Linked DNA regions of Mus musculus: region 2 is linked to region 1. Evidence: chromatin loops called from intact Hi-C (ENCODE). Cell type or tissue: left cerebral cortex. All regions are shown on one strand. Each heading gives the region's core, and the rest is flanking DNA. Links, peaks and the distances in the headings are about the cores only.

Region 1 (16,110 bases), core at 3,413-11,412:
CTAGAGAACAAGGAGCCATGGCCCTTGTTCACATAACCCATACGAGATCACCCAGAACATTCAGTCATCAAACCCACGTCCTGTAACTGGAGAACTCAGCTCTTGGCCCTAAGCAGTGGGAAGTCAGTCTACCCAGTGTGAGCAGAGAAGAAAGGTGTAGACTTTCATTCCAGGGATCAGGAATCAAGGCCTGTCGTGTCATTTCCCAGTCTTTGACTCCATCTAATCTTTTCCCTCAAACTCCTGATGAAAGTAATAACTCCCTTACTGCAGGAAATCGCAGGGTTAGAGGCTGTTCTTTTTGTTGCTGGCTCTCTCCAGTGGTGAGAAGGGCAGAAAAGAGGGTCAGAAACCAGAGCCATAGCTCAAAATCATAGAAACAGCAGCAACAAAGGTAACGGAGCAAAGCCAAGAGGCTACAAAGTATTTCCTCCGCAGCTGCCTAATGTCCTCGTCTCTCACCTTTCTGCCCACTTTTTAAGTTTTTAATTTGTGTGTGTGCATACGTGCATACTCCATCACACCCATATAAGGTCTAAAACTACCTTTCTCCATCACGTCTCCCTGGCCACCTTGTTGAGACAAGCTGTCTCGTATTTGAGCTGCACGCTACACTCTAGGCTAGCTTTCCTGAGAGCATCCTTCCTCTTTCCTGAACTCTCCTCCCTCTTGCCTTTGGAATGCTGAGACTACATACGCATGCCCTGCGTCTGGCTCCTTTATGTGGGTTCTGAGAAGCACACACAGATTATCAGGCTTGTGTGGTAGTCACTATTACCCACAGAACGATCTAAGTGGTCCCCTCTACATTCTCCCTCGTCTCTTATGGGGCGTGTGTGTGCTGTCCACTCTTTAAAAAAAAATTATATCATTCATTTATGTATTACCACGTGGAGATGAGAGGACACGTTGAGAAGGTCACATCTGTCTGTCACCATGAGTCTTGCATGGAGCTCATTCATCAGGATTGAGTGCACAAGGGCTTTTTTTTTTTTTTCTTTCTACTAGTCTTGAATTTATCATGTAGGCATGGCTGACTGACCAGCAAGTCCCAGGGATCTACCTGTCTCTCTCTCCCCAACACAGGCCTTCCCTAGACATCCAATCTTTGATCTGAAATTGTTTTTTTTAAACTTCCAGCTCCCAGAACTGTGGAAAGGACAGTTTCCCCCTGTGACCCCCATCCCCGTTCCCTATCAATGGTATTGCTTTATCAGGCCAAACCCTCTAAACCAGTGCCTCTCGGCCTTCCTAATGCCGCAACCCTTAGACACAGTTCCTCGTGTTGTCGGGATCTCCCAAACATAAAATTATTTTCATTGCTACTTCATAACTGTAACTTTGCTACCATTAGGAATTGTCATGTCAATATTTATGGGTTTGGGTGCTCTTAGGTGACCCTGTGACAGAGTCCTCTGACCCTCCGGTAGAGAACCACTGCTCCAAGACAATTTTTTTTTCTCCTCACTAAGGGAGACAGGTTGGAAGCACTGTGTATATTTAAGTGTGTGTGTGTGCATTTGTGTAGAACCCAGACAATTGTGTGTTATCCTCAGAAACACGATTTCCAGGCATCAGGCAGTACATACAGAATAACCAACCCATCCAGGGCCCAGGACTTTTAGAAACTGTAAAGAGTGGGAAAGCTATGGGAAAGCTATGGGAACTAGTCCATGTCCCCATAGTTTGCAAACACTTTCTGATCACAGACCATGTCAAGTCTCCTGTGTACTTGATTTAAATCAGAGCTATTAGGTTTGTTCTCCTAAAATTTCAAATCACGGAACTTCACTCCCGAGAGTTCCCTCACTAGGATCGTGATGGGACGAGAGTGGAAGCAGAAGAGTTCGAATTGAATATTGACTGTCACTACCACGCAGGAAGCAAAACTGCATCTGTTGACGTTTGGGGAAGGAGACTAAATGTTACCACGCTGAGAAAAACGAAGTAGTAACATGGCAAAAAAAAAAAAAAAAAAAAAAAAAAGAAAAGAAAAAGAAAAAAAGAAAAGAAATAAAAGCAGAAAGGAGCATAATGGTTCTCATCTGTAAGCTCAGCATTGAGGAGGCTGAGGAAGGAGGATTGCTTTGAATTAGAGGGTAGTTTGATCTTCTCAGTGAGAACCCATCACAGATAAACAAAATGCCAAAAGCTTTACAAACAATCAAGTTTCTTAAAGTCCTGGGCCCTGGATGGGTTGGTTATTCTGTGTGTACTGTCTGATGCCTGGAAATCGTGTTTCGGAGGGTAACACACAATTGTCTGGGTTCCATTCAAATGCATACATGCTTAAATATACACACATAAATGTAAAGAATAAGTTTAAATGTTCAAGGGAGGAAGTGTTTTAACCCATATAAGCCAAAGGTCTATCCCAGTGCCCAAATGGATCATTCTGGAGAAGCCTGGATCAAGACCCAAACGCAGATCTATCCGATGAGAAGTGTAGAGAATGAAGAACAGCTTTCTATCCTGAGTAGTTGTTTAATTGAATATACCTCAGGCATGTTTGTCTAGGACAGGCAGCCCATCATAACAGCTATTATGTGAGTTTGATCTCATGTGTCAGCTGCTTTATGTATGATACCTCATTTCATTAGGACACAGCCTGCAAGATGGACCTCATTATCACGTTTGTTTTGGAGGCAAAGAAGAAAGAGGGGTCAACCTTGCCAAAGATCACTTGCCTGGGAAATAGTGGTGGCGAGCCCTAGACACGTTTCTGTAAACACTCCAACACTTTTCAAAGAGCAGCCCCTGGGCGTTGGCTGTCAGGCCGCACTCTAGTCTTAAGAATAATTATTTGAGATGGGTTCTCACTATGTAGCTGGCCTGGAACTCTCTCTCCATGTAGACCAACTGGCCTCAAATTCGAGAGATCTGCCTACCTCTATGCTGGGATTTAAGCTGTACCACCATGCCCAGCCCAGCAAACTAAATCTTAATACACTGTCTACTTGGTCTTTAGGTCTTCCTTCCTCTATTGGAGTTTTAAGCAAATCCACCCCACATCTCTTAAGGTCACACAGTCAGGCTTGGCATCCAAGGACAGCTAAAGAGAACTTGAACGATATGAAAGCGTTGTTTGTACCTTTCTAGCCCTGGCCTCTCACATATCTAAATAAGTACTCTTGTTTCCCACCCTTACATAGTTCCCAAGTTCAATGTAGTTTTTACTTCAAACACTTTGTGTAGCTGTGAGTACATATTCCATTTTCTGTCCTCGGTCAGTCTGTTACTTTCTTCAGGCTGTCCCACAACTGTTTAGCGAAATGAAGTTAATCCATTGTGTTTTCAGAAGCCATACCGAATCACAGAGACTCAATCAAAGGGATGCAGTGTGAAAAGAACAAAGAAAAACAAGGTAGGTGTTTCAGGTTGAGAACTCAAGTGTCACCATGAATTGTGTCACCTCTCAATTCCTCTTCTCCCAGAAGGCTCTAACACTGTTGTATTGGGGCAGCTACTAGAATTCTAGACTGCCCACTAGCTTGCTAAGAAGAAAAATTTTCTCAATTTCTTCAAGGGTCTCGGTGGACCAAGTTCACAGGAGACTTTATGCAAAGGAGCATATTCAAAGTCATTTTCTTAGGTTCCTCGTGTGCTATCCTTGTGATTTGGATTATTTAATTTGTTACTCAATTTGCAAGCTGTAAAATGGGGATTACAGTATTGAAATGGGTTGTGATATGGAACAGGGTAAACCCACAAGTGTTCTTTTCACCTTTGTTGTTTCAAGTTAAAGAATTGTAGAAAATTGTCAACAGAAGAGTTCTAAGTGATTCACTGTTGTTAGAGCTAGTATCACTTGTGTCACCCTGCAGTCTGTTTACTCAAAGGTGACATGGTAACAGTGGTATGTAGGGACTCCAAGCATGTACTCTTCCTACTTTCATTTTTGTGGTCTTCATAGCACCTTTAAGGGGGGGGGGGCTGCAGCCCCCCACAGAAGTGGTCCAGTGGGGTTTTTTTGTTTATTTTTTCTGAGTAACAGGAAAAAACATGGAAGTGGTGTCAAACTTCTGGGAAGCGTTCTTAAAATAGGTTTGTTGTACTTCCCCAGGATTTCTAATCTGCTAAGTCAAATGAAAAGAATAGGATGGCCAGGGGAAGCAGTTTAGAATCATCAGGATCAAATTTTCCCAGTGATGTGCAGTTTAGCAGACCCACCTTTGTCAAGTGCTCTCTGGACCTGGAAGGTAAGTCCCAGCTTGGTTGGGACTAGTAGTGCCTCATGGTGCTTGAATGGATCACAAGCTTTAATTTCATTCCCCATTTCAGCCTTTGGCTGTGTACCCATGTATAAGACCATAGCAACCATATCTGGTAAATCTTTGAGAATAGAGTTCACACAGGATGGAACAAGGAGAGCAGAAGCAGGCCCCTCCAGCTCTCTGGCATTATGAAGCCTTTTTGCCACTGACCCATGTACAAGACATGCCAACCATATTTAGTAGTTCACTGGGAACAGTTTCAGGCCAGTTTGACACAGCCGAAGTCATAATTTGTAGGGGGGGGGGATATTTTTCCTAAGTGTGCCTTCAATACAAACTATATATAAGCTTCTTGCCTGATGAGGTCATTTTATGATAAGCTTAAATTGGTCAATTTGCCAAGCCTTTCATAGGCAAAGCCAATAAAAAGTGTAAAATGGTTTGGTTGGCTACCCTTAATTCATTATTGAGAGGTCTTAATCCTTTATTATACCACAGAAACCAATCTAGTCATCACAATGGGCATTTAGATGAAACTTCAGGTCAACAGCTTTACGGACAGCCCCTGCTCCAGTTGGGAGACCACATAAGGAGCTGGGAGCTGTGTAAGGGACTGGGGAGGGGAGGGGAGGAGAGCAGAGATTGGGATGTGCAGTGAATGAATGAATAAGTAAGTGGGAAAAAAAAGCATCACTAATAGATGTTTGCACGTTAGAAACCATGGCACGCACAGGCAGGTTCCTAGCTGCAGTTTTGCAATGCCGAGATAAAACCCAGGGTTTCAAATAAGCTGGGCAAGCGTCCTACACTGAGCTGTACCCCACACCCCAAGGTCTCTGATATATTTCTCAGAGCAACTCAATCACACCTGAGCAATGTTTGGGTGAGAGTAACGAAACTATGCTCATGGGAAACAAACAGTTATTTTATAGTGTCGCCGCTCATTCAAAATACTATTTATGGTTTAGATGTGTTTTAAAGATAGCGTCCATTGTGGATGTCGAACACCCCTAATGTAAGTAGACACTTTTTCACACATTATAGACATGAGTGTGATAAAGAAACAAGCAGCACTCGAGTCGCTGTCACTGCAGCGCTGACCGATGGCAGCTCTAACACTGAGGTTCCCCGAGACAGGAGCTTCTCCACTGCTTCCACACCTTCAGTTCCCTCAAGCTTTCTCTGGATCTCCATCTGAGCCAGCATACAGTGCCAACTCCCTCCCCAGGCAGTGTCTTAAACCTTAAATGTGCTATATGATTTGCCAAGTTGAGGGTGTTTGGCATTAGCAGCAGATGCCCTGATTATCTCCACTAATGTAGACAGACTGACAGTAATCCATCACTCAGCAACTCCAAGCTGTGGCCTTCATCTTCACAAGGTAAGACTATGGACATGACTCAGCTTGTTTAATGGACCAAGCAGTGGAGAGCCACCTTTGTTCAGCTGACCTGATAATCAGCCTTGACGTTTTCCAATTACCAACTTAGAAGGGAAAATGAAGTATAGACTCTTTAAAGATGACTGTGAAAATTTTTATATTTGGATTAAGCTTTTTACTTAACTCATTAGAGATGTTCCTTGAGGTATATTTTTATATATTTTGTACCTTTTGTCTTTGGAGCACCCCCCCACCCCCAGCACTCACTGTAGCCACACTGGCCTCACAGTTTTCTCTGGATTTAACTTCCAATTGACTGCAGGTATTCCTGCTACTGAGCTAAAATGTCATATGAAAAAGTCATTTAAAAGCAATGAAGACAAGGCTGGGCAGTTCTTCCACATAGATAAATAACGGTCACTCCTAAGATTCAATGGAAAATAAATGTGTGGCTTTCAGGGAATTCAAATCGTGCTTTGTGTGCTTTATGTACTAAGAAATTACAAAACTAGCATCTTTACTTATACAACACATTAGGGGCTGGGGGGTAAAGCAAGGAGGAGAGCTGGTCCCAGTCGCACTCGCCCTACCGAGGCTCTAGTCAGATTCGTGTGGAGTTTCTAGGCAGAAGGCACGCCAGGAGGACCTTTCTAGCATTCCCAGTCTTATTTGTCATGTTTAACAAGTGGAAAATTAATTTAAACAAAGGAAGCTGTTTTGGATGTTACTTCTCTTTGAGACAGCCCTTACAATGCATCCCGGATGGTCTGGAACCTACAACCCTCCTGCCTCGGCCTCCTGAGAGCAGCACAGCACTATATGGATCGCAGGTTGGTTTGGTTTGGTTTTTTATGTTTATGTTTCCAGAGACATGTAACCCTTTTACAACACAGGCTTTACTGGCCTAGTAACACCAGTTTTCATTAGTCATCCTCCATGAGCTGTAATACTGACTAAACCCAGAGGGCCTTTTCCAAATCAAGTTCAGAGCTGCTGGGAGGGTGTCTCCTTAGCATACTGTTCTCTGTTTTGGTTGGAATGTATGGGAACCCTTTTATTCATCTCTTAACACAGAGCATAAACAGATCTGTAAAGAAAATATGCCCAATTCTGTTTTGAGAAAATGCTGAAAAAGGTCTTACAGCATCCTTCTTGCGAGGACCATGGAGATCTATTCTAATACCTGTGAAAAACAAGCACTTAAAAGTCTCTTCACATTTCTTGTCGACAGCAGAACAGTGTACAGGAGTACTAGCCATGACTGTGGTGTGTGTGTGTGTGAGTGTGTGTGTGTGTGTAGCCATGACTGTGGTGTGTGTGTGTGTGTGTGTGTGTGTAGCCATTACTGTGTGTGTGTGTGTGTGTGTGTGTGTGTGTAGCCATGACTGTGGGGTGTGTGTGTGTGTGTGTGTGTGTGTGTGTAGCCATGACTGTGGTGTGTGTGTGTGTGTGTGTAGCCATGACTGTGGGGTGTGTGTGTGTGTGTGTGTGTGTGTGTGTAGCCATGACTGTGGTGTGTGTGTGTAGCCATGACTGTGGTGTGTGTGTGTGTGTGTAGCCACTACTGTGTGTGTGTGTGTGTGTCTGTGTACCCATTACTGTGTGTGTGTGTGTGTATAAATGTGTGTGGGTGTAGCCATGACTGTGGTGTGTGTGTGTGTGTGTGTAGCCATGAGTGTGGTGTGTGTGTGTGTGTAGCCATTATAGTGTGTGTGTGTGTGTGTGTGTGTGTGTGTGTGTGTGTGTAGCCATGACTGTGGTGTGTGTGTGTGTGTGTGTGTGTAGCCATGACTGTGGTGTGTGTGTGTAGCCATGTCTGTGGTGTGTGTGTGTGTGTGTGTGTGTGTGTGTGTGTGTGTGTAGCCATTACTCTGTGTGTGTGTGTGTGTGTGTGTGTGTGTAGCCATTACTGTGGTGTGTGTGTGTGTGTGTGTGTGTGTGAGAGAGAGAGAGAGAGAGAGAGAGAGAGAAATGATGGACAGAAGGGATGGGCAGCACGCCCAAGAGGACTGCTCACTGCCCCATCCCCATGGTGAAATGCAGAAATGAAGGATGCTTGCGAGTGGACAAGTGGGTGGCATGTGGGAGGGTAGAAAGAGAGCTGGTGAGAGAGAACAGAGAACAGAAAGAGAATAAGGTTATTTGAAAGCATAATTCTCAAATATTAAAGGTGACTAAGACTGTATCTTCCCATTTTCTCCTTCATTCAGTTAACACAAAAGCATAAAAGTAGACGTAAAGCAAAAAAGTGGCCCTGCATGGATGGATCTCCCCTCCATGCACCTACCCTTCCACGGCCCTAAATCAATATTTGAACTGCAATCTCCAATAAAGCCCCTCTGTAATTGCTGTCAGTCTCAATCACCTTCTGCTTGTCCGCAGAGCGCCTCTACCGCTTAGATGCTGCACCTGGAGATCCCTGCTTACTTTATGATGTGGTTTATATGCCTTTCATTGAAAGCAACCGCCCTAGATAATCCAGTGAGAAAAACGTTACAAGGTCCACTTTCCGTTAAAAGACAAATACAAATATTAGGCTATTCTCTAAAATGAGGAAAAACACGTAAAAATTCAGTGTAATCTACGACTTCATTTCCTTTATCATAGATAAAGCCCTACAGCATAAAACGCCTTTTGTGTCTGTCTCCAAACAAGAAAGAGGATGCAGGAGGCCACGTTCTCACTGATACTCTTCCCTCACCCCACCCCTCTTTTGTTTTAAAGACTTTATCTAAAGTCTATCTAAAGACTTTATCATAGAGCATGTTAGCCATTCCAATTTTAACCCAAAATTTTATTAAGTTATTGTTGGAAGCACTTTATAAAAGGAAAGAAACTGAAAGCTGAAAGAACAGGAGCCTTACTTTGAAAGTGTTTGCTATTTTTATGTAACTGCTAAAGAGGGTTTGTGAATGACAGGAGAAAGGCCAACATAAGCCATCATCAGGAGGGACAGGGAGCACACACCTGTGATCACAGCACAGGTGTGAGAGGTAGCCGTGGAAGGACTGCCTCAAGTGTGAGGCTAGCTTGATCATATATAGGGAGTGCCAGGCCAGTCTGGGCTACACAGTGATTTAAAACCAGGGAAGAAAAGAGTCAATTATTAGATACCTTTATGGTTCAGCAATCTGACAACTGATCAAGAAAAAAGCAGCCATTCCTATATGGCATCTGAACTGTAAACCCTGAGGTTGTTACAATGTACATCTGTGTGCAGCCTCTGTGGATGTGGTGTGTGTGGAAAATAGCTATTGTGGATGAAACCACTAACACAAAATAAAAATAAAAAAAAATATGGGGGCTGGAGAGGTGGATCAGCAATTAAGAGCCCTCCCTGTCAGTTTTGATTTCTAGTACCCACTTGGCATTTCATAACCATATCTCTAGTTCCACATCTAACACCCTTTGAGGGTACTGCATGTACACTGCACACAGGCATATATGTTTATGTATGCACATATGTGCCCACATATAGGGGACAAAACACCCATACACACAGAATTAAACCTAAGGAAAAGAATTTAAAGCTTAAAACTTGACTTCTAAAAAGCTGTGACATTTCAATTACTATTACAAGTGTGAAACTATGGAGAAACTGATGGGAAAAACTTATCTATGGTGATGGAGGAAGGCGCCCGCCCACTACTGCATGTGTGTAAGGCAGAAGACAGCCTGTGCTCTCTCCTTCCACTGTTACATGGGCTCTGGGGACCACACTTAGGTTATTAGCTTCACTCAGCCTGCAAAATAACTGCTGAGTATCCTGAAATAATTTAAGTGTAAGCACATAAGCATAATTTTCAAATAATCACAACAGGCAATCCTCTCAATGATAAACACTTAAATACACACAATGGAAGGATAGCCCTCTGGGATTTGTATCTTCTAACAACATTTTCTTGGTTATAGAAAAAATCCAAAGCCACTATTTTGATTTTTGGTTAAATGAAGGACACTAGACAAATGAGTTCCATTCTTGACATAGCCAGACAGTATAAACTAGCAAATTATGCGTCACCTTGTAGGCACACAGTCTTCAAACTACAGTTTTCTGGTGAGTAGGCACCGCACAAACTAAGGACGTACCAACGTGCCTGGTGTGTTGGAGCTGCTTCTCTGCTCTCCACGGTCAGGCCGCACGCAGCTGGATGTGAGGCCACATTTACTGCATTGTTCAGTCATAACTATCCTAGCAAGGCACAAACAACTCCATAAAAAAAAAAAAAAAAAGAAGCCGGTTCTCTTTCCATGGCCTATGTAGTAACAGAAGCCAGCATGTCTCTGGGTAGATAACTCAAACTGCAACTTGGTGACATTAACCCTGTTTTTGAGAACACAGTCAGTGCTTAATGTAAACCTATCTGCTCACTGTTCTCAAAAGAGAAGGCCTGTGCTCACCAATTAAAGTCATTTGTTTTGTTGCTGTTTTGACCGGGGAAGGAGTTGCAGAAGAAAGCGATGGTATCAGGGGAAGAACCCCTAGCTCCTACTTCAACCCTTACCCACCCGAGACGTGAACAAAGAGGACCATTATTAAAAACTTATATTAAAAATATTTTGCACGACAACCACTTAATACTTCAAAGTAGTGAACACAAAACAGTCCCACTATTAACTGTTCTTTAAACTGTTAAACTTTATTATAAATTAAAATTTCTTTACAAAAAAAATTGCACATAATATTTGACCACTCTTAGGTTCTGATGCACTGGCATTTGCAATAGTTTCTTTAATCTTCAAGTTAAACAGTCTCAGCAAGGAGTCCAGAACGTAGAAAGGGCAGTCAACAACCCTGCTAGAACATTCAAGTGCAACTAGCAGACTTGTGGCCGCGGCAGTTACACTTTCCTTAAGATGGACTGCTTATGTTTAAAACCCTGAAATGAAGAATCTCAGAGACTTAGAGGAGGAACTAAAAGGACTGCCTGCTATTTTACTGTAAACACGGCCCTGGAAACTAAATCCCAAACAAGAATCTCTCAGGCATCAGAGAGTGTCAAGTGGACCAGGATAGCACAACATAAAGGTAGGGAAAGTAAAAAATGAAACCAAAAACAAAGTAAAATTAAAATAAACGTCAGTCGCTTTGAGGAGCTATACTTACGTACATGATGTTAGAGAATCTGGCAGGGCCCAGAAGCAGGCCAAACAGGAAGTTCATTTATCCATTCCAAGAGTGTCATTCATGTTCATTGCTTCCGGTTTTACGGATAGGATATTGTAGGAAACTTGATATGATCAATAATGCTTGTCTGCCTTACACAGACCTTAGCCAGGGATCAGCCTAATCTTGAAGAATCATTCAAATAATTTTGGCAATTATTATAAAGGCTTAGAACTGACTGCACCCAGTGTTCAGAGATTCTTGCTTTCTGTTTTGTTACTGTTTAAATTTAAGAGCTCATTTAGGCTGACTCCAATCTCTTGGCACTTGGAAACTAGTTTTCTCAGGTTATCAGTTTTACCTCCTTCTGATGCTTCAAACAAGAGTTGCTGTAAAAGACAGGGAAGCATAGAAGTAAGAGAGAGCGAGGTTTTGAGCATTTACCACATCAATGGATATGGCACATGCAGAAAATTTATAGGAAAACATCAAGATAAAATAAAAGATAAAAAGCATTACATCTTTCCATAGTGATGCACAAAGAGGTAACTTCTGTAAGGCTCTCTGATATAAACGGTGGACCTATAAGACAGACAGACACACACTCTGTCAGGAAACATGATGCACATTTAAAAGCCTGACTGCTTCAAGGCAGAACTTTACAATACACTAGAACTCAAGTCAAACATGGCTCTCTTGGGCTTTAGAGATTTCAAATAGAGTTTTTGGAAGGTTAACTTCTTTCTATCTCTAATCCTTTTAAAGTGAGAGGCCAACACAAGGGGCAGAATAGCTAAAAGGAGAAAGTAGCCCATCTGATAATCCAATTACAAACCACTTACCTCTCTTTGTCCCTTTAGAGCAATCTCAGCAGCAATGGCTCTAAGGGAAAAAAGGAATATAGAAAAGGGGGAAAATTTATATATCTTCAAACAAAATGAAACACAGCACTGGCAGAATACTGATTGTGGGAATCTGAATACAAAACTTCCTGAAAGTAACAGGCTAAACTTCCAAGGAGTGTAACCTATAGTGAAAAGAAAAATTCAACAATTTTTATCAACTTTACAGGAATAAAGCAGACCAGTGTGTGAACATGAGTAAGATTCATGGGAGGGGGGAAAAAAAACAAAACAAACTCAAAACTAGTAAACCAGGCCTGGCACTACACCTTTAAAATAGGAAAGAAACCAGACTATAACAGGGAAAACCCTACAATTTAAAGATGGTCCTAAAGTGCTATACACACTTATTTGTTTAATAATATTGTTATCTAAATGTTCTTCCTCATTAAAAATACTACTACTACTACTACTACTACTACTACTACTATTATTATAGCCCTCAGAAGCAGCTATTAATGAGCAATTACTCACTCTAGGTATTAAACCACATCAAGTACCCAAAACAACTCTATACTAGGTCTGTCTATTGGAGGGGAGATAAGATGCTATTTCAGATTTACCTGTCTGGAGCAACCCTTACAAATAAAAGCATAGCTATAAAACATGTACATGATTGTTGCATTACATTTTCCAGGTGGCCAGGCATGTTGGGATATTATATGTAAACATCTTGGCTTGGAGTTTCAGAATCTGAACATTGCTTTCTTCCCATTCATGTTGAAGTAGCCTGTAAAGTACATTCAGGAAAATGAACAAAGCACTCAAAGTGTATGGTACCCCAAACGCGCTCTATAACAGAGTGTACAGCAAGCTACAAAGGTTGGCCAATTAAATCCTCCTAACAAGGACATTCAGCAGATATTTATAGAATGCCTGTTATGACAATTGTTCCGGGATCACAATGTGCTAAACTACTATTCTACAGGTATCTTCAACACCACCAAAAGCTCATGTTTTCCTGTAGGAAACAAAAGCAATCTCATTACCTGGTCCTCTACCAAGTGTTTCTAAGGTAATGGTGATTGGTATAATACACCAATGTAACTTTAAAACACATTTTCTTTCCTAGAGCAGACATATGAGTATTTCTGGGACTAAAATGGAAATATAATGGTAAGTGTTGGGCTCTGACTCTCCTGGTGGGCAGAGGGTAACAGGAATACCCAGAGGAAGAATACGCCAAACCAAAGGAGGACGGCCTACCACAATTAAATTACCTATACTGTAAAATGCTTATCATAAAAGAAACTAGATATAAACAGAAAAACAATGCAATCATATTTTCTACTTCACATGCATATCAAAGGTAATTTTCTTTATTCAAATTTCCACCACTAGCGTCTGAGGATTAACACAGTTGTCATGAAATTTAATTATAGAATTTCCTCAAGAACTTAAGACTTTTGATTATTTTTCAGTTGTACTATATTTCAGATGTATAATACATATATCTCATATGCATCACAGCATGGAAAATACTCTTTAAAACAAAAGAAAATATCTGATAAGCACCTTAGGTAATTTATAAAAACAGCTCTATGGTAAGATGTAATCAATATAGGGAAAATGACTGCACAGTGTGCAATGCCTGTGCAGTGTGCAAAGCCTGCAGTGTGCAATGCCTGCAGTGTGCAATATCTGTGCAGTATGCAATGCCTGCAGTGTGCAATGACTACAGTGTGCAATGCCTGTGCAGTGATGTCCAAGCACGGACAGGTTAAAGCACTGTATAAAAGATTGCCATGATAGAGCAGTTAAAGAAGTGTTCAGAAACTGTCTTGCTCTAATTGAGTGATGTACATGCTAGGTCAGTGCTTAAATCTCAAACCTATTTGTTTTTTTTGAGTTTTATAACAAAAAGTTAGCCTACTTTGTTATTTATAAGAATATATTGATTTGGGCTGGTGAGATGGCTCAGTGGGTAAGAGCACCCGACTGCTCTTCCGAAGGTCCAGAGTTCAAATCCCAGCAACCACATGGTGGCTCACAACCATCTGTAACAAGATCTGACGCCCTCTTCTGGAGTGCCTGAAGACAGCTACAGTGTACTTACATATAATAAATAAATAAATCTTAAAAAAAAAAAAAAAAAAAGAATATATTGATTTTATGTCACCAGCCCATGAGACCCCAATACATGGTAAACATGTAACCATGAATCTAACCCTCCTCCAGCATGCACAGCAGGTTACTGCTTACAATGCGAATGCGAGCAGCAAATGGCGCGCAGTTCTCTGAAATGGCCACATTTTCTTACACTGCCCTCGTATGAATAACTAAACGTCACTTAACAATTCTGAGATTAGAGTGATATATATCCAGGAGGAAAGGCAGACCTACATACAGATTTATCAAGTTTTCAAATTTAATTTCATGTGAAGGGCCTATACTACTGAGCTGAACCCGAAACCTTCTTACCTCAGTGCAAGTCGGGAATTTGCTGGCATAGCAGAGCAAAACCGCTCCAGGGTTTTAGAGTGCTGAGTCTTTGGAACACAGCTCAAATAAAAGAAAATGACCTGGAAGGTTGAGGGAGGGAAAATGAATGCAATTAAAAAGCAGACTCCAGCTACCTGTGTATTTTAATAATAATAATAATAAATAAAAAGGTCTTTAAGACACAAATGTATAAATCATAATGTGTGATTAAATAATGTGTGATTTAACTATACTAGCCACTTTCCGAATACAAAGTAGAAACTACGGTCTAGGGATGAGCCATGGACAAAGCACTGACAGGAAGCCAGGAGTCCGAGTTTTCAGGCCTGAGTCTACCTTTGCTTGCTGTACACTGCTGGGCAAGTCAGGGACTAACAGTACTTGCCACATCTCGCTCATGGAATCCCCGTAAGAAAATGACTTAATGTCCATGGTTTGAGATCCTGGGATAGAGAACGGCACAGAAGCACATCACACATTAATCGGTTATCCTGATGAGCAGCAGAACCATCCTACAGAGGGGGGTGGGAGCACACATCTAAGGCTACACTGAATTTTAGTAAGCAGGCGCTTGTGTGTTACATTATATTGACTGAAATCAGACTCTGAAAAAAAAGAGCAAACCCGTTTGCTTTACTAATTATAATACCCTTTGTGAGGACACCATTAATCAGATTTTACTATTATAAATGTAAACAGCACCTTATTTTCAGTTCTGTGAGGCCCTATGGCTGCATTTGCTTGACAGAACTTAGCAAGAAGAGTGGCTACAAAGGATATGCTGATTGGTTTGGTTGTTGCTTTCTTTTTCCCATTAATTCATGTATTCACTTTACATCACAGCTGATCGATCACACACACACACACGCACACGCACACGCACACGCACACGCACACGCACCCCGGGCCTCACTTAGCCCCTCCCCCATCCCCAGGATCGGTTAACTCTTACAGACTGACAAGGCACCTGCTCCTAGACTCTGAAGAACTGATCACAGCAAGGACAGTGAATGTTAGTAAAGTGGCCCCAGAAAAAGCTCTCGGTATAAAACAGTGGCTTTGCCGTCTTTGGTAAATTTTCTTTGTTATATACAAACATTTACAACAAACAAACAAAACAAAACAAGAAACAAACACCTTAACTCCTTACCCGGTTATGGAATTCATAGTTGGACCAGTAATCAGCACTGCTAAAAGGGATGGGGTATCGGGCAGGCACCGTAACCAAACATCTATTTACTAGGTCAGTAAAAAGTTTGAATTCTTGGACTTTGTTTCTGGATCCAGCAGCTCTATTATTGGCAAAGACAAGATAACTGCCAAAAGAAAGACATGGTGCTTCAGAATAATTAAGCCAGTAACTCAGCACAAGCCGATCCCCTTATCCCCACCCCAGGACTATTCTAAACCTCCCATCCTTAAACAGAACTGCACTTACTCCATCCAAATCTTCTGCACAATATCAGACCTCATGGCCACCCCTAACGCCGCCTCATACGCTTCCACTGTCTCTTTAATACTGGACTGTAGAGGATGGCAAAGGCTGTTGAAGAAATGAAGAAAAGAAATGCTTCCAGTTTAGTCTTGTTAGGTAAAGTCTCCTTGCGTTTGTCTGTCAGTGGATGCGGGGCTCGGCATCGCTTTGGATCCGCTTCACTGATTCTTTATTACATCATAATTCAGTACACATTACATCATAATTCAGTACACATTACATCATAATTCAGTACATCAACTCTAAGTGCAAGAGAAGCTGAGCATGCAGCGTCTTCGCCACAGTGGGGAATGTCTCACCAGTAAATCAGCCATAAATAAGGGACTTGGTTGTTAAATGCATCATCATCGAAATTCCCTTTGCATAAGCACGCTGGAATGTCGAGTGGTCCTGGAATATTTAAGAGATACCTGAAAGGAGAAAATCCCAGCAATGTATGAAATTATGCCCAGGTACTCATGCAGACATTAATAATCATGAGTTTCAACCTGATTGAAATATTTCTACAAAAGAATAAATTTTTCAAAAATCATACCTGCTCAAATTTTACTTTTATACCAATATGAATT
Region 2 (16,110 bases), core at 4,295-12,294, 180 kb before region 1:
AGAAAATTTACAACCTTGTACCTTACTATCACACTATATAAACATTCAGAGTACAACACTAATCCAAACCATTATGGATTCTTATTAAATCATATTTTATGGGTGTGGCATCTAATGCATGTTCATGTATACACATACATATTTACTTAACGCTTAGCTTAAGCTGTAGAAGGCATATTTCATGCTCACTAAATGTTAGCCACTATCGACATCATTATTAGCATTAGCATCTTGGTTTGGACAGAGCTCACGGCGTTCACAGGGAAAACCCCAGGAATCAGGCCAAAGCCAGGGCCTTTCTGAATGGCGACATTAGTTAGACATGATAGTTTTTCAAACTACTTCCCTTCTTTTCTTCCTCCAGAAATCTTTAATACTAATCTGTACTGTGCTTCTAAAACAGACAAAACGAGCTTTCTCTCAAAGGAAATTCCTTTTCACATCCATTCACCAGCAAATAATCCTCGGTTATTGAGGGCTGCAGTGAGGTCTGCAGCGTGCATGTGTTTGCTGTCTCGACTCCGTCAGTGTTTTCGTGTGATACCCATCTTGATCCGTTTGGCTAGACTTAGGCCCATTATTTGGGAGGCCAAGGTAGAGTGAGTTTGTACAAAACTATTTCTTTGGGGATGTGAAACTGAATCTTCTCCCAATAGCGGCAGCATCTATTTAAATCTGATTTTGCGGGAACTCAAGTGGGAAACAATGAGAACAGGAACTATCTGCTATTAAATATGTTTCCTGTAACCCGAGCTCCATAAATTAAGTCTCGTGGTTCTCCACTTGTTCCAGCTTGGGGACCACGTTTAAATCAGCAGGGGTTTGTGAGTGCAGGCCAATGGCAGGCTTATGGGTTTCACAGAGAAACAAAGCTGACTCAGTGAGGGTACAGCGCATGCGCAGTCTTCATTTCAAGTGTACTTAGCCCTGAAGAGCCGTGTCAGCACCCTGAGTCTGGGACCCATCCCTCCTCACTGAAAACTATGTGCCCACTTTAACATACTTAGGATTTTTCTTTTGAAAGGCAGTCCAGACTTTGAGATGTCTCTTCAATGCTCGCATAAGAAAGTAAAATAAGATGTTTGGTTATCGTCTCATTCACTCTAGCAGACATAACTGTAATGTATAATTTTAAAATATAAGTACAGCATACGTTGTGATTTATAATTTTTAATTTCCAAAGGTTAAATTGAAAATATTTAGAGCTAGGTGGGCAAAGCTAGACATTCCTGTAGTTTTAGCGCTGGGAGGCTGAGGCAGGGGGGCTGTCTCAGGTCAGTGTGGGCTACGTAGTAAGATCAAATGCCGCCTGGGGCTACATGTGAGGCTATGAGTCATAACCAAACATGTAGTGATGTATTGCAATCCATATGTACATATATACTCAAGAGCTAAAACCTGGCAATATCTATAAACGGTGACATGAAAGACTGAACGTCATTAGCACAGTGAGTAATGCAGGTTCCTCACCAGCACACGGTTAGAAGGCAAACAGCAAGACACTGAATGGATGACTTAATTGGGATGTTTTCTGAAAACAACACAAGAAAAATTCTTAAGTAAAAACAACATCAGAGTTTATAAAGAGGAAAATACAAAGAAACACTTAAGGTCTCTTGAATGCACAGGGTTTTAGCATGGACACTCTCAGGATGTGTCATAGATGTCTACACTGCAAGTTTATAGAAACTTACAGTTTATACACATGAGATTTTATGTAGACATCATTGTTTTTGTATCAGCAGTTCTCAACATGGGGGCCAAATGCCCCGTTCACAGGGTTCACCTGGGAGGATCAGAAAGTACGGATGTTTACATTACATTCATAGTAGTAGCAAAGTTAGTTATTAAATAGCAACAAAAATAATTTTATCATTTGGGGGTCACCACAACATAAGGAACTATGTTAAAGGGTCACAGCATTAAAGAGGTTAAGGACCACTATTTTATATGAGTTTAAATATAGTAAGTATTCCTTAGAAAGTTTTTGATGGCTTAAGCTAATAAGTTCATTTTTTTTCTTACAGTCTATTTAAAGTTCTTTAACATCACCAATTTTTTGGCCATATTCAGGGTATTGCTTCTAAAGATAAAGAGATAGATGTGGTATTCTGCACGTGTAAACATAGAGATGATAACTGTCATTTTAATTGCACACAATTATATATGTATGATATGTAAATCACATAAATAAATATGTATATATCAAGATTATGGATAAACAAGGAAACATGACACCACCAAAAGAACTAAATATTCTTCTGCTAGTTAAACTTAAATCAATAGAAATTCTCAAACTGTCTGATGAAGCATTCAAAATCATCTTCTAAAAAAAAAAGTTCCATGACTACAACATAACCAGGTAGGAATCTTAATGGAATCAGAATAATAAATGAATACACTGAGAAGTTCAACTAAATAAAATAATCTTTAAAAGAACCAAACAAATCTACAGCAAAAGAAGATAACACGTTCGAGGAAATTTCACCAAGTTTCAATAGCAGACTCCACCAAGCAGAGATGAGTCGCTGAGTTTAAAAAGTTTCATTTGTTTAAAATCAGCCCGTCAGGGGAAGAGAGAAGGAAATACAAGGACAGAATCGGGAAATTCCTAGAGGATTGATGAAACGCCACTAGATTTAAAAAAATAAATAAAATAATAATAATAATAATAATAATAATAATAATAATAATAATGGAGTTCTTTACATCTAAATGAAAAGGTTCTGATTGACAGCATCCAAATCAGCCAGTGTGTACAGAAGTCACTAGAAAGGTATAGAAAGGTAGGCCTGCAGTCAACTGTGAATCTGAATGAAGAGAATGCTTAGCTCTGTAGTGGCGGCTTGTAAGGCAGCTGTTACTCCAGCCTAACATTTAAGGGACAAGAAAGATACAGATGCAAAGTATTTTAAATTAACTGTATGTACTAAAGTTGCAAGCAAATGCACAATAGTCAAAATTTAGGGATGTAGGTTATGATATCAATAAGACAAAAAGTTGAAGGGCAAGTTAATTTTCAATGCATACAATTTGCCACCAGTTTAAAATGCACCCGTTTACTATACCTACGGGATATTTTATGTAAGCTTTGTGTTAACTACAAGGGAAAATCAAGGTGTGGCAGGAAGAAAGAAGGAAAACTGGGGACAAAGAATTGTCTCAGTGGTTAAAGGTGCTTGCTTTGCAACCACAGCCACCTTTAAAAAAGAAAAAAGGAAATAAGCTGTTCTAAGAGAAAAAAATAAAACCATTATACAATGGTAAGGTGCTCAATTTATTAAGGTGATATAGCACTTTTGGAGTCATCTAAACATTGCAGGTAAGTATTAATAGAGTTGAAGAGAGATATAGAAAACAAAAACGCAACGGTAGAGACTACCAAAGTTTTCCTTCCTGTCAACAGTGGAGCACAGAGACAGAAATCCATATAGAAATAGAAAACTTAAACAATTCTGCAGACCAAATATACATAACAGACATACAGAACATGCTAGCCAGCAACAATAAAATACTCTTCCAGAGTGCACATGGGACATTCTCCAAGACAGACATATGTTAGGCCACGACTCAACAATTTTAAAGAGATGGGAGAGATATCAAATAGCACTTCCAACCATGATGGTAGCAGCCCAGAATTCAATAACAGGAGGGAAATTGGATTTTCACAAATATGTGGAAGTTAAACAACATTGTCCTGAATGAGGAATGGATCAGAAAAAAATCAAGAAGAAAGCTAAAACTATCATGAGACAAAGAAAATAGAAACACAACCTACCAAAACATACATATACATCATGTACATACAGATCATATAAATACACGTATGCATATATATCATATATCATATACCACATATCACATATCATATACCATACATCATACATCATATATCACATATCATATATCATATATCATATATATATATACACATATACATATATATGGCAAGTAATGAGATTGAGTCAATAATCAAAAGGTTCTGAACAAAGAAAAGTCCAGGAGATTATTCAACCAAATCTTTACAGAATTAACATCAGTCTTTCTCAAACTGTTCAAAATTTAAAAAAATGAAAAAAAAAAAAAGATGAGAAACTGACAACCTAACTCACTTATGAAAGCACAATCGCCCTGACCTCAAAGGCAAACACAAGTACCAAAAGCAGGGCTGGAGAGATGGCCCAGTGGTTAAGAGTGCCATCTGTTCTTCCAGAGGACCTGAGTTCAGTTCCCAGACTCTGCTTTGGAACTGTCTATCACTTCTATTGCAGCAGATCTGATGCCCTCACACAGACATACATGCGTGCAAAACATCAATGCACAGAAAATAAAATTAATAGCGAGATCGGGCACGTTCAGGGTAGAATGGCTGTAGACTGGGGAATCGTGTGGAAGAGTGGGAGGAAGGATTGAGGGAACCAGAGAGGTCAAGGACATCACAACAAAACCTACAGAATCAACCTGGGCCCATAGGGGCTCACAGAGACTGAACCGCCAACCAGAGAGCATGCATGGGACAGACATAGGCCCTCTGTATATAATGTGCAGCTGGGACTCCTAAAGCAGGAGCAGGAACTGCCTGTGACTACACTGCCTGCCTTAGGATTCCTTTCCCCTGACTGGGCTGCCTGGTCTAGCCTCAAAAGAAGAAGACACACCTAGTCTTACTGGTACTTGATATACCAACTATAATATCCATGGGAGGCCTCCCCTTTTCTAAGGAGAAGGACAAGAGGAGTGGCTCTGGAGGGGAGGAGACAGGAAGGGACTTGGGAGGAGAGGAGAGAGGGGAAGCTGGGGTCAAGATATAAAGTAAATACCTAACTTAATAACAAAAATAATAAATAAAATGAATAAATTCTTTTTAAATCCTGAGAAAATAGTAGCAAAATCCAACAGAACAAAAGATTATCCACCAGGGATGAATTGAGTGAGATTCATCCCTGGAATATGATCGCTAAATGTGAGTAAATCAAAATGCCACATTAGCAGAACGAAGAGAAGATTCGTACCATCATCCCAACAAGGGGGAGAGAGTATAAAACACAGCATCCTGTCCTGATAACAGTCTGTGGAACAGAGACTTAGTGAGTTAGGGATAAAAGAAACACAACAGGGCAAAGGCCAGATAAGCCGGGGGGCAAACATCATTCTCACAGCAAAGAGCTGAGGATGGTTTTTTTTTTAAGAATAGGAATAGGATATGGATGCTGTCCTACTGGTACCCAACTCGGTGCTGAGAGTCCTAACCAGGGCAGCGAGGAAAGAAAGAAAAGGGCACCCCCCATGAGAAAGGAGAAAGCTAAATAATCCCATCAGGAAAAAAACAAAAACAAAAAAACAAAAACAAAAAAACATGTTTGGGAATGAAGCAAAGCCATGAGGTGAAGTATTGATGAAAAACATCATCGAAAACACAAATGAGCGAAAAGATAGTTCGTGTTCACGGACTGTAAGGTCGACACGCATTTACTGCCCAAAGCGATGTATAGATTCTATGTTTCTGTCAAATTCTGAATGGTATCGTTCACAGATGCAGGAACTCTGTCTACCGTCTATATGGAAACACAGAGAACCTGAGTAGCTTCATGGAGCCTTAGAAGACCTTTTAGAGCTGAAGGCACCATGCCCCATCATTTCAACAAAATCCAGCTGATGTTCAACGGAGGTGTGAACACTGTGCCACAGAGTAAGACTCGTCCTTAAGACAGGCGCGCAAACAAACGGAACTGGCTCGTCTCACATCCTCAAAAGTTAACTCAAACTGAATTTAAAAACTTAAATATTGGGACCTGAAAACATAAAACTACCAGAAAGAAAATACATATGGAAAACACACAGTGGTTTTTAGCATATGAACCCTAAAAATACAGATAACAAAATTAAACGCTGATTAACCTTGTTACATCAAAGTAAAAGGTCTACACAGCAAAGGAAATAATAGAGTCAAGAGGGGTGGGAAGAAAATATTTGTAAACTGCTATAATCGCATGGTTCGGTAATGCTCTTCCCAGAAGCCATGGGTTTTTAAACAAAAATCCCAGAGCCAAGTGTGAGATCTCGCCGTACGAGTTACTGTCTAGAGAGGTTCCCAGAGGCTCACAAAATAACACAGGTTACTGGCATTGCTCTTGGTTGTCCACTAGAACTAGATGGTAAGACCCTGTTGCTTAAAACAGGATTCGTTTTGAGAACAGGACACAGAGAAGTCAAGCTTGGACTAGGCTAAAAGCATCCCCTGTGCTGCTAGCTCTCAAAGTGGCAGAAGGTGCTCTACAGCTGGAGGGGGCGGGGCATAAACTGTCCCGCCCAGCTTTAGACACTGTATGCCGCAGTTCTGACCCCTTAAACAAGATGTGCCTTCTGTTGCAAATAAAATAAAATAAACCGGCATGACTATATAAGAATAACCAGCTGCATTCTGCCGAAACGTGAAAGCAGCTTCACAGAAAGGAATCCATGCCTGGTCCTGTGAGCTTAGTCAAAAGCCTAAGAGAAAGGCTGGTGCTGCTTTCTTATTGAATGGGCATTCGGTCAAATTGCTTTCTAAGTATTTTCTGCACATAGTCTAGTGCGGCCTTGGACATGAGAGCATCCTTGTGACTGTTAAGTGTTCAGCCTTAAGTGCGCGCTTTACATCGAAGATGCAGGGAAATCAAAGCGCGGAGGGGCGGGGGGGGGGGGAAGGGGGGGAGAAAGATTGTAGTAGCTGAAGGATCAAGAGAATCACTGTGACACACGATCTTCTAGGTATGATGCGGCCACTGCAATAACGATTACACTGCAGCTGTGACTTATGTGTACAAGACCTACAGCAAAAATAGGACAGAAAGAAGAAAAGGGCATGAAAGTAGGAGGGAGAGTCGGTGGGAGATACGAGGGACAGAGAAGGTGATAAGAAGAGGACTTAAGATGATCACAGCGCATTTGCATAAGCATATGGAACTGTCAAAATACAAAGAGGGGAAGAGTCTGCCTTTAGTAATTAAATAAATATTTTTTTAAAGAAACAAGAAGAGATTTAACAGCTTTCAGGAGCCAGTGGTGGGGGAGGGGAGGGGGACGACGGGGGGTGGATTATGGTGATACTTCACTCTCTACTAATACGCTAAGGACCAAATTGAATACTTGAAGTAAATAAAGTTTATGGTGTGTGAATTATATCTCAGTGAAGTTGTTTTAAATACTATAAGAAGACCACGCATTCACCTCACCTGGCGGGGGGGGGGGACGGGGGGGGGGGCTGCAGTGAAAATCTCCAGAAATCTGTCCTTCTCAGTCCAGCCTCCTGCAAACACACCATTTACAACCAGCAGAGGGAGCTAAAATAATAGCTTTAGCCTATGTCTGCTGTCACTGAAGGGGCGGTGGAAGAACGTCAAACTTAGAGATAACCGGTTTGGCTGAGTAATAACCCTATTTATTCTTATCAAAAGTATTGAAAGTTGATATAAATGCTCATCTTTTTTGAAAGTCTAAAAGTTTAAACATCTCAGAGGTTTTCTTTTTCTTTTATTGAAAATAGATTTTTTTTCATGCAATAGATTCTGATTCTAGCTTCCTTTCCCTCGACACCTCCGAGTTTTTTCCCACCTCCCCTTCCATCCAGATCCATCCCAGTCCTATCTCTCCTTAGAAAACAAATAACTCTGAAGGAAAAATAATAAAATAACATATAGTAAGATAAAATAGAATTAACACATCACAATAGGACAAGACAGAAGGAAGGGAGCCCAAGAGAAGATACAAGAAACAGATATAAGTGCAGACCCACTGGTTCACACATTCAGGAATCCCATAAAAACACAATACTGAAAGCCATAATATATACATAAAGGACCTGTTGGGGGCAGAGTGTTAGGGGGGGAGAGGGAAGGAAAGACACACAGAGACAGAGGAGGAGGAGGAAGGGGGGAGAGATGGAGGGAGGGAGGGAGGGAGGGAGGGAGGGAGGGAGGGAGGGAGGGAGGGAGGGAGAATAAATAAAAAGATAAATTTTAAATTAGAAAAAGAAAAGGCCCTGGCATGACATTGTGACACAAGGAACCTCCCAAGATGCCATTGGGTTTGTTTTCCATCAGCCATCTACTGCTGGGCATGCCACCTATACTTAAGAGTAGTCTACTTCCATCAAAACAACCCTGAGAGTTCACCTCACATCAATCAGAATGGCTAAGATCAAAAACTCACAGTGACAGCAGATGCTGGCAAGGATGTGGAGAAAGAGGAACACTCCTCCATTGCTGGTGGGATTGCAACCACTCTGGAAATCAGTCTGGCAGTTCCTCAGAAAATTGGACATAATACTATCAGAGGATCCAGCAATACCACTCCTGGTCATATACCCAGAAGATGCCCCAACATGTAATAAGGACACATGCTCCATTATGTTCATAGCAGCCTTATTTATAAAAGCCAGAAGCTGGAAAGAACCAAGATGTCCTTTAACAGAGGAATGGATACAGAAAATGTAGTGCATCTATACAATGGAATAGTACTCAGCTATTAAAAACAATGAATTTATGAAATTCTTAGGGAAATGGATGGAACTAGAAAATATCCTGAGTAAGGTAACCCAATCGCAAAAGAACACACATGGTATACATTCACTGATAAGTGAATATTAGCCCAGAAGCTTGGCATTCCCAAGATACAATTCACAGACCACATGAAGCTCAAGAAGACCAAAAGTATGGATACTTCAGTTCGTCTTAAAAGGGGGAACAAAATTCCCATAGGAGGAGATACAGAGACAAAGTGTGGAGCAGAGACTGAAGTAAAGGCCATCCAGAGACTGCCCCATCTGGGGATCCATACCATATACAGTTACCAAACCCAGACACTATTGTGGATGCCAATAAGAGCTTGCTGACAGAAGCCTGATATAGCTGTCTCCTGAGAGACTCTTCCAGTCTCTGACAAATACAGAAGTGGATACTTACAGCCAACCATTGGACTAAGCACAGGGTCCCCAATGGAGGAGCTAGAGAAAGAACCGAAGGAGCTGAAGGAGCTTGCAGCCCCATAGGAGGAACAACAATATGAACAAACCAGTACCCCACAGAGTTCCCAGGGACTAAACCACCACCAAAGAGTACCCATGGAGGGATCCATGGCTCCAGATGCATATGCAGCAGAGGATGGCCTTGTCGGGCATTAACGGGAGAAGAGACCCTTGGTCCTGAGAAGGTTCTATGCCCCAGTGTAGGGGAATGCCACGACAGGGAAGCAGAAGTGGGTGGGTTGGTAAACAGGGACAGGGGAGATGGGATGGGGAGTTTTTGGAGGGGGAACCAGGAAATGGGGTAACATTTAAAATGTAAATAAAGAAAATATCTAATTTTTAAAAAAATCTCAAAATAAGAAAGATTTGGAAAATTATAAAGAACAAACAAACAAAAGAGTAGTTTACTTCCCTGTGAGACTCCCTTGGAGGAAGCTAAATATTCATTTGCAAGTGGTTATCAGTTGATGACAGCTTCTGGGATAGGGATGGAGGCAAGTGTCCACTTCTCCTTTCAGCTCCGTCTGGTACACACCTGTGCAAGCCTGTGCAAGCCTCGGTCTCTGCATTCAATTGTGTGCCCGCCCTGTGCCCTGTTGTGGTTAGCAGACTTTCTTTCCTTCCCCTCTGACTCTCACACTCTCTCCACCTCCTCATCTGCAGAGCTCCCTGAGCCCTAAAGGGAGGGATCTGATAGTGATCTCCTGCTTAGGATTTGAATGTCCTAAGATTTCCAACTCTGTATTTTGCCTGACTGTGGGTCTCAGTATTTGTTCCCATCTGTGGTGGGAGGAGGCTTCTCTGGCGGTGACTGAGAAAGACGTTGATCTATGAGTATAGCAGAATGTCATTAGGAATCATCTTACTGGCAAAGGACACTGTCTATAAGACAAAAAGGCCACCAACAGATTGGGAAAGGATCTTTACCAATCCTAAATCAGATAGGGGACTAATATCCGATATATATAAAGAACTCAAGAAGGTGAACTCCAGAAAATCTAATAACCCCATTAAAAAATGGGGCTCAGAGCTAAACAAAGAATTCTCACCTGAGGAATACCGAATGGCTGAGAAGCACCTGAAAAAATGTTCAGCATCCTTAATCATCAGGGAAATGCAAATCAAAACAACCCTGAGATTCCACCTCACACCTGTCAGAATGGCTAAGATCAAAAATTCAGGTGACAGCAGATGCTGGCAAGGATGTGGAGAAAGTAGAACACTCCTCCATTGCTGGTGGGATTGCAAGCTGGTACAACCACTCTGGAAATCAGTCTGGTGGTTCCTCAGAAAATTGGACATAGTACTACTGGAGGATCCCTCAATACCTCTCCTGGGCATATATCCAGAAGATGTTCCAACTGGTAAGAAGGACACATGCTCCACTATGTTCATAGCAGCCTTATTTATAATAGCCAGAAGCTGGAAAGAACCCAGATGTCCCTCAACAGAGGAATGGATACAGAAAATGTGGTACATTTACACAATGGAATACTACTCTGCTATTAAAAAGAATGAATTTATGAAATTCCTAGGCAAATGGATAGACCTGGAGGGTATCATCCTGAGTGAGGTAACCCAATCACAAAAGAACTCACATGATATGTACTCATTGATAAGTGGATATTAGCCCAGAAACTTAGAATACCCAAGTTACAAGTTGCAAAACACATGAAACTCAAGGAGAACGAAGACCAAAGTGTGGACACTTTGCCCCTTCTTAGAACTGGGAACAAAACACCCATGGGAGGAGTTACAGAGACAAAGTTTGGAGCTGAGACGAAAGGATGGACCATCTAGAGACTGCCGCACCCGGAGATCCATCCCATAATCAGCCTCCAAACCCTGACACCATTGCATACACCAGCAAGATTTTGCTGAAAGGACCCTGATATAGCTGTCTCTTGTGATGTCAGTGCCTGGCAAAGACAGAAGTGGATGCTCACAGTCATCTATTGGATGTAACACTAGGCCCCCAATGGAGGAGCTAGAGAAAGTACCCAAGGAAATAAAGGGATCTGCAACCCTATAGGTGGAATAACAATATGAACTAACCAGTACCCCCAGAGCTCGTGTCTCTAGCTGCATATGTAGCAGAAGATGGCCTAGTCGGCCATCATTGGGAAGAAAGGCCCCTTGGTCTTGCAAACTTTATATGCCCTGGTACAGGGGAACACCAGGGCCAAAAAGTGGGAGTGGGGGGGGAGGAGAATGGGGGGGATGGGAGACTTTGGGGATAGCATTTGAAATGTAAATGAAGAAAATATCTAATAAAAATATATTTTTTAAAAAAAGGAATCATCTTACTGCTATGTTCCTTTAGCAACAGTAGTGTTTGCCTTTCCCCTCGGTCCCTGGGCTATCTAGTCTCAAGTTACTCATCGCCCAAGTGGCACTGGGATGGGTTCTATCTTGTGGAGTGAACCTTAAGTCAAATCATATATTGGTTGGTTATTCACAAAAGCTTTGAGCCACTGTGGGTTGACTTCTCTTTCAGGAAAGACCTAGTTGTAGGTAAAAGGGTTTGTAGCTTGACTGATAGTTACATTCCCCCTTTGGTAGTGTGCAAAGTGCCTTCCTCTACCAAGAACACCAGCCCATAGGGGTAAAGGCTCTCGGTAGACACCAGCTTGACTTCATGTTTAATGAGTTATGTAGGTGCTCTCCCCAGCAATAGGGCCTTGCCTTCAGTTTATAGAAAGCAAGCTATAGTCAGCCTGAGTTGTTTGAGACCCCTTAGGCCAACAATTCATTTAGATATAACCCATTCCCGGTACTAGTAGCTTCATTTAATGATAAGAGATGTTGGTTTGGGGCTTTGTCTCCACCGTTATTTGGTGATTTCATTTAGATAGTCTTCATACATGTATATGGTTGAGAAAACTTAAGCTGTATTGGGTTTCCATAGTTCCCCTCAAATGGCCCTTAATTTAGCTGTCTCTGCTCTTATTCTTTCCTTCATTCCCACATCCCCACTACTCAATCTTCTCATTCCAGCCTCCTCCTTCTCCATCCATAATTATCCATTCTATTTCTCTTTTCTAGGGAAATCTGTCTGCCCTCTCTAGCCCCATACTCTATTCCTAACCACGGTGGTTCTGTAGAGGGTAACTTGCTCATCATTGATTTAACTGCTAATATCCATAGATGTAAGTGAATTCTACCATTTTTGTCTTTCTAGGTCCTGTATACCTCATTCAGCATGATTTTTTCCTCTTATTCCATCTATTTACCTATGGATTTCATTATTTCATTTTTAAAGAGCTAGATAATTTTCTATTCTGTAAATGTACCACATTTTCTTTATCCACTTATCTACTGAGCGACATCAAGGTTATTTCCAGGTTTTAGCTATTGAGAATAGAACAGCACTGAACATGGTTGAGCAAGTGCCTCCTGGGTAGCGTGAACCCTAGGGTATACGCCCAACAGTGGTAGAGCTGGATCTTGAGGTAGATCTTCATTTTCCTGAGGAACCTACCACACTGATTTTTATAGTGGATGTACAACCTTGCACTTCCTTACTCCTTGACAGCACAAGCTGTCTTTTTTTTTTTTTATAATCTTAGTCAGTCTGACATTTATAAGATGAAATATCAAGGTAGTTTTGACTTGCATTTCCCCAATGACTAAGGACATTGAGCATTTCCTTAAGTGCTTCTAGGTCATTTGAGTTTCCTCTAAGTTGAATTATCTGTTTAGATCTGTACCCCATTTTTAAACTTGGTTATTTGTTTTCTTGATACCCAGTTTGGGGAATAGATTTATTTTTTTATATTAGCCCGTTATCAAGTGTGTAGTTGGTAAATATCTTCTCGCACTCTGTAGGCTTCCAGGTTGTCGGAATGATGGTGTCCTTTGTCCTACAGCTTCTCCATTCCACAAGGTCCCACTTAATAATCATCGGTCTTAATGTCTGTGTTCATGGTGTCTTTCTCAGAAAGCCTCCTGTGGCAATGAGTTCAAAGCTATTTCCCACTTTCTCTTCTCTCAGGTTCATTGTGTTTTGTCCTACGTTGAAGAGGTCTTTGATTCTTTGGGAGCTGTTCTGTTCAGGGTCATAAGAACAGATTTATTTGGACTTCCACACATAGCCATCCAGTGGGCCTGGCAATTTGTTGAAGATGCTTTCTTTTTTTTTGGTTTGGTTTGGTTTGGTTTTTGTTTTTGTTTTCAAGACAGTGTTTCTCTGTGTAGCCCTGGCTGTACTGGAACTCACTCTGTAGACAAGGCAGGCCTTGAACTCAGAAATCTACCTGCCTCTGCCTCCCAAGTGTAAAGGCATGTGCCACCACTGCCCTGCTGCTGTATTTTTTCTAGTGTGTATTTCTGGGCGTTTTGTTTTGTTTTGTTTTGTTTTGTTTTGTTTTGTTTTGTTTTGTTTATCAGAAATCAGATGTCCATAGGATTTATGTCTGGGTCCTCAATTAGATTCTGTTGATCAGTGTGTCTGTTTTTGTGCCAATACCATGCTGTTTTTATTACTATAGCTCTGTAATTCACGTTGATATTGGAGATGGTGAGACTTCACCTCCAGCTGTTTTTTTTATTATCACGACTGTTAGCTATCCTGGGGTTTTTGTTTTTCCATATGAAGCTAAAAAGTATCCCTTCAAAATCTGTGAAGAATTGTATTAGAATTTTAATAAGGATTGCATTAAATCTGTAGATTGCTTTTGTTAGGATAACTATATTTACTATATTAATTCTACTGATCTACGAGCTTGGAGATCTTTCCACCTGATATAGTCTTAAATTTCTTTCTTCAGTGTCTCGGAGTTTCTATCATACAAATCTTTCAGTTGTTTGACTACAGATAACCCAGGATATTTTATATTTTTGAGGCTATTGTGAATAGTGTTGTTTTCCTGACTTCTTTCTCAGCCCATTTGCCATTTGGATATAGGAGGGTAACTTATTTTTGTACATTGACTTTATATCCTGCTTCTTTGCTGAAAGTGTTTATCAGCTGTAAACGTTCTCTGATAGAATTTTTTGTATCTCTTATGTATATCATCATACCATCTTCAAGTCAAGATATATTGACTTCTTCCTTTCCAATTTGTATCCCCCTGGCCCCTTCAATTGTCTTATTGCTATAACTAAGACTTCAGTTACTATATTGAACACATATGGAGAGAGGACAACCTTGCCCACCTCTGATTTTAGTGGAATTGTTTTGAGTTTCTCTTCACTTAAGTTGATGGTTGCTGTGGGCTTGCTATAAACTGCCTTTAATATGTTGAAGTGCGTACCTTGCATCCCTAATCTCTCTAGGGCTTTTATTATGAAGGGGTTTTGAATTCTGTCAAAGGCCTTTTCTGCATCTGATAAGATGATCAAGTAGGGTTTTTTTTTTTTTCCTTTTTCTTTCAGGTTGTTTATATGGTGGATTACATTGATGGATTTTTGTATGTTGAACCATCCCTTCATCTCTGGGATGAATCCTACTTGATCATGGTGGATGGTCTTTTTAATGTGTTTTTTGATTCAGTTTGCAAATATTTGAGATTTTCTACATCTATGTTTATAACGGAAATTGCACTTCAATTATCATTCTTTAGGGCCTTTAGGTGGTTTGTGTATGAGGGTAACTGTGCTTTGATTGTTAGATTCCAAGAGGAATTTTTGTTCTAATCCAGTCTATTTGGTGTTCTGTATGCTCCTTATGCCTTGATAGGCATCTCCTTCTTTAGGTTGGATAACTTTTCTTCTATGACTTTGTTGAAAATATTATCTGTGCTTTTTGACCCAGGCTTCTTTTCCTTCTTCTCTCCTTATTATTCTTAGATTTGATCTTTTGCTACTGTCCTAGATTTCTTAGATGTTTTGTGCCTGGTGCTCTTTAGAGTTAACATTTTCTTTGACTGGGGTATCCATTTCTTCGATTGTGTCTTCAATGCCTGAGAGTTGCTCTTTCATCTGCTGTTGTTGAGTCTTGCCTCTGAGGTTCCTGTTCGAGCTCCTAGATTTTTGTTTCCAGCTTTCCCTCAGTTTGGGTTTTCTTTATGGATTCTCTGTTTTCATCTTCAGGTCTTGAACCATTTTATTCATTTCCTTCCGCTCCTTGTTTGTGTTTTCATAGATTTCTTTAAGCGATTTCTTCATTTCCTTTAAGGATCTCTGTCATACTTGCAACAGCTATTTTAAGGTCCCTGTGTTGTGTGTCAACTGTGTTCAAAGCCTACTGTGGTAAGGTTGCTGGCCTCTATTAGAAACATAGCATTCTTGTCATAATTGAATATGTTGCTATGATGGCATCTAAGTATCTAAGTTTGGGGTAATTGTAATTTTAGGTGCTGGTATCTGGTCTCATTCTTGTTGGGTGGGTGTTTTGTTAATCATTTACTATTGCCTTCTCTGGTTCTTAGAAAGAGTATGGTAGCTGTGTGTTGGCTGGTATGGAATTCATCTGGGATTCTTCCAGGTATGGTCACTGGGGTTTCTGAATAGAGTGTTTCTCTAGGTATTGGAAGATGATAGGCGTAGAAATGGGCTAGGAGGCTCAGGAGATCCACAGAAGGAGGAAAATAGGGTGTTCCACACAGATCTGCTAAGTTCCCTAATAACTGGGGTAAAGAGTGAGGAGAGGACACAACAGGCGCTATGCTACAGAACTGGGGAAGAGACCGGAGGATCGGATTTAGAAGAGAGCAGGGAGAGGTAAAGATCTTGAAGGGAATTTCTGCTGAGGTTAGGGATGAGATAAAGTGGTAAGTGGGGGAAAGGGAAATTGAGGCAGATCTTTGAAATCCACTGGAAATGGGGTCAGGGAGGAAGGAGAGGCCATAGCAGATGGCCTGACACAGAGCTAGGAATGAGAGTGGGCTATTGGATTTGCAGAAGAAGAGGGAGGGGTGAAGATCCAAACTTCCACATCTCAGTTTCTTGATTGTAGAACGTTGAATGTAGTGTCTAACCAAATCCCATGGTACTTTTTCCCTATAGATCAATTGCCTTTAAGGCAGTCAGTGAACTATAACCGAAGAACAGAGAGTTGGCATCTGTCCCATAAATACCGTAGGTGTCCATGCCAAGTATGCACACCTACTCTCTACCACTGACTGACTTATGATGTCATCACGGTGCTAAGGCTAATAAACATT

What was found. Hi-C counts contacts between places; a loop is a spot of excess contacts. Peaks named below come from ENCODE experiments on the same cell type or tissue, not always from the same donor. Only the 100,000 strongest peaks of a DNase experiment are listed, where the experiment ranks them.
Region 2: a loop joins it to region 1, with 3 times the contacts of the local background. A loop is called at or near these places in 14 of 42 quality-filtered maps.

What each region holds. Positions count from the first base shown.
Region 1 is chr10:115,426,877-115,442,986 of GRCm38, reverse strand. It overlaps Zfc3h1 (zinc finger, C3H1-type containing), which reads right to left. Exons shown (of 35, transcript NM_001033261.2): 28 at 15,841-15,951; 29 at 15,485-15,589; 30 at 15,197-15,362; 31 at 14,026-14,126; 32 at 12,233-12,334; 33 at 11,545-11,584; 34 at 11,222-11,284; 35 at 10,216-11,091. The coding sequence ends at 10,954. Among named protein-coding and RNA genes, the nearest start is that of Zfc3h1, 50 kb to the right of the region's middle. In left cerebral cortex, for the core only: no CTCF peak of the experiment used is centred there; DNase peaks (open chromatin) are centred at 5,485 and 7,644.
Region 2 is chr10:115,608,871-115,624,980 of GRCm38, reverse strand. No RefSeq gene overlaps it. Among named protein-coding and RNA genes, the nearest start is that of Lgr5, 29 kb to the right of the region's middle. In left cerebral cortex, for the core only: a CTCF peak has its summit at 7,324 (motif pointing right); a DNase peak (open chromatin) is centred at 7,322.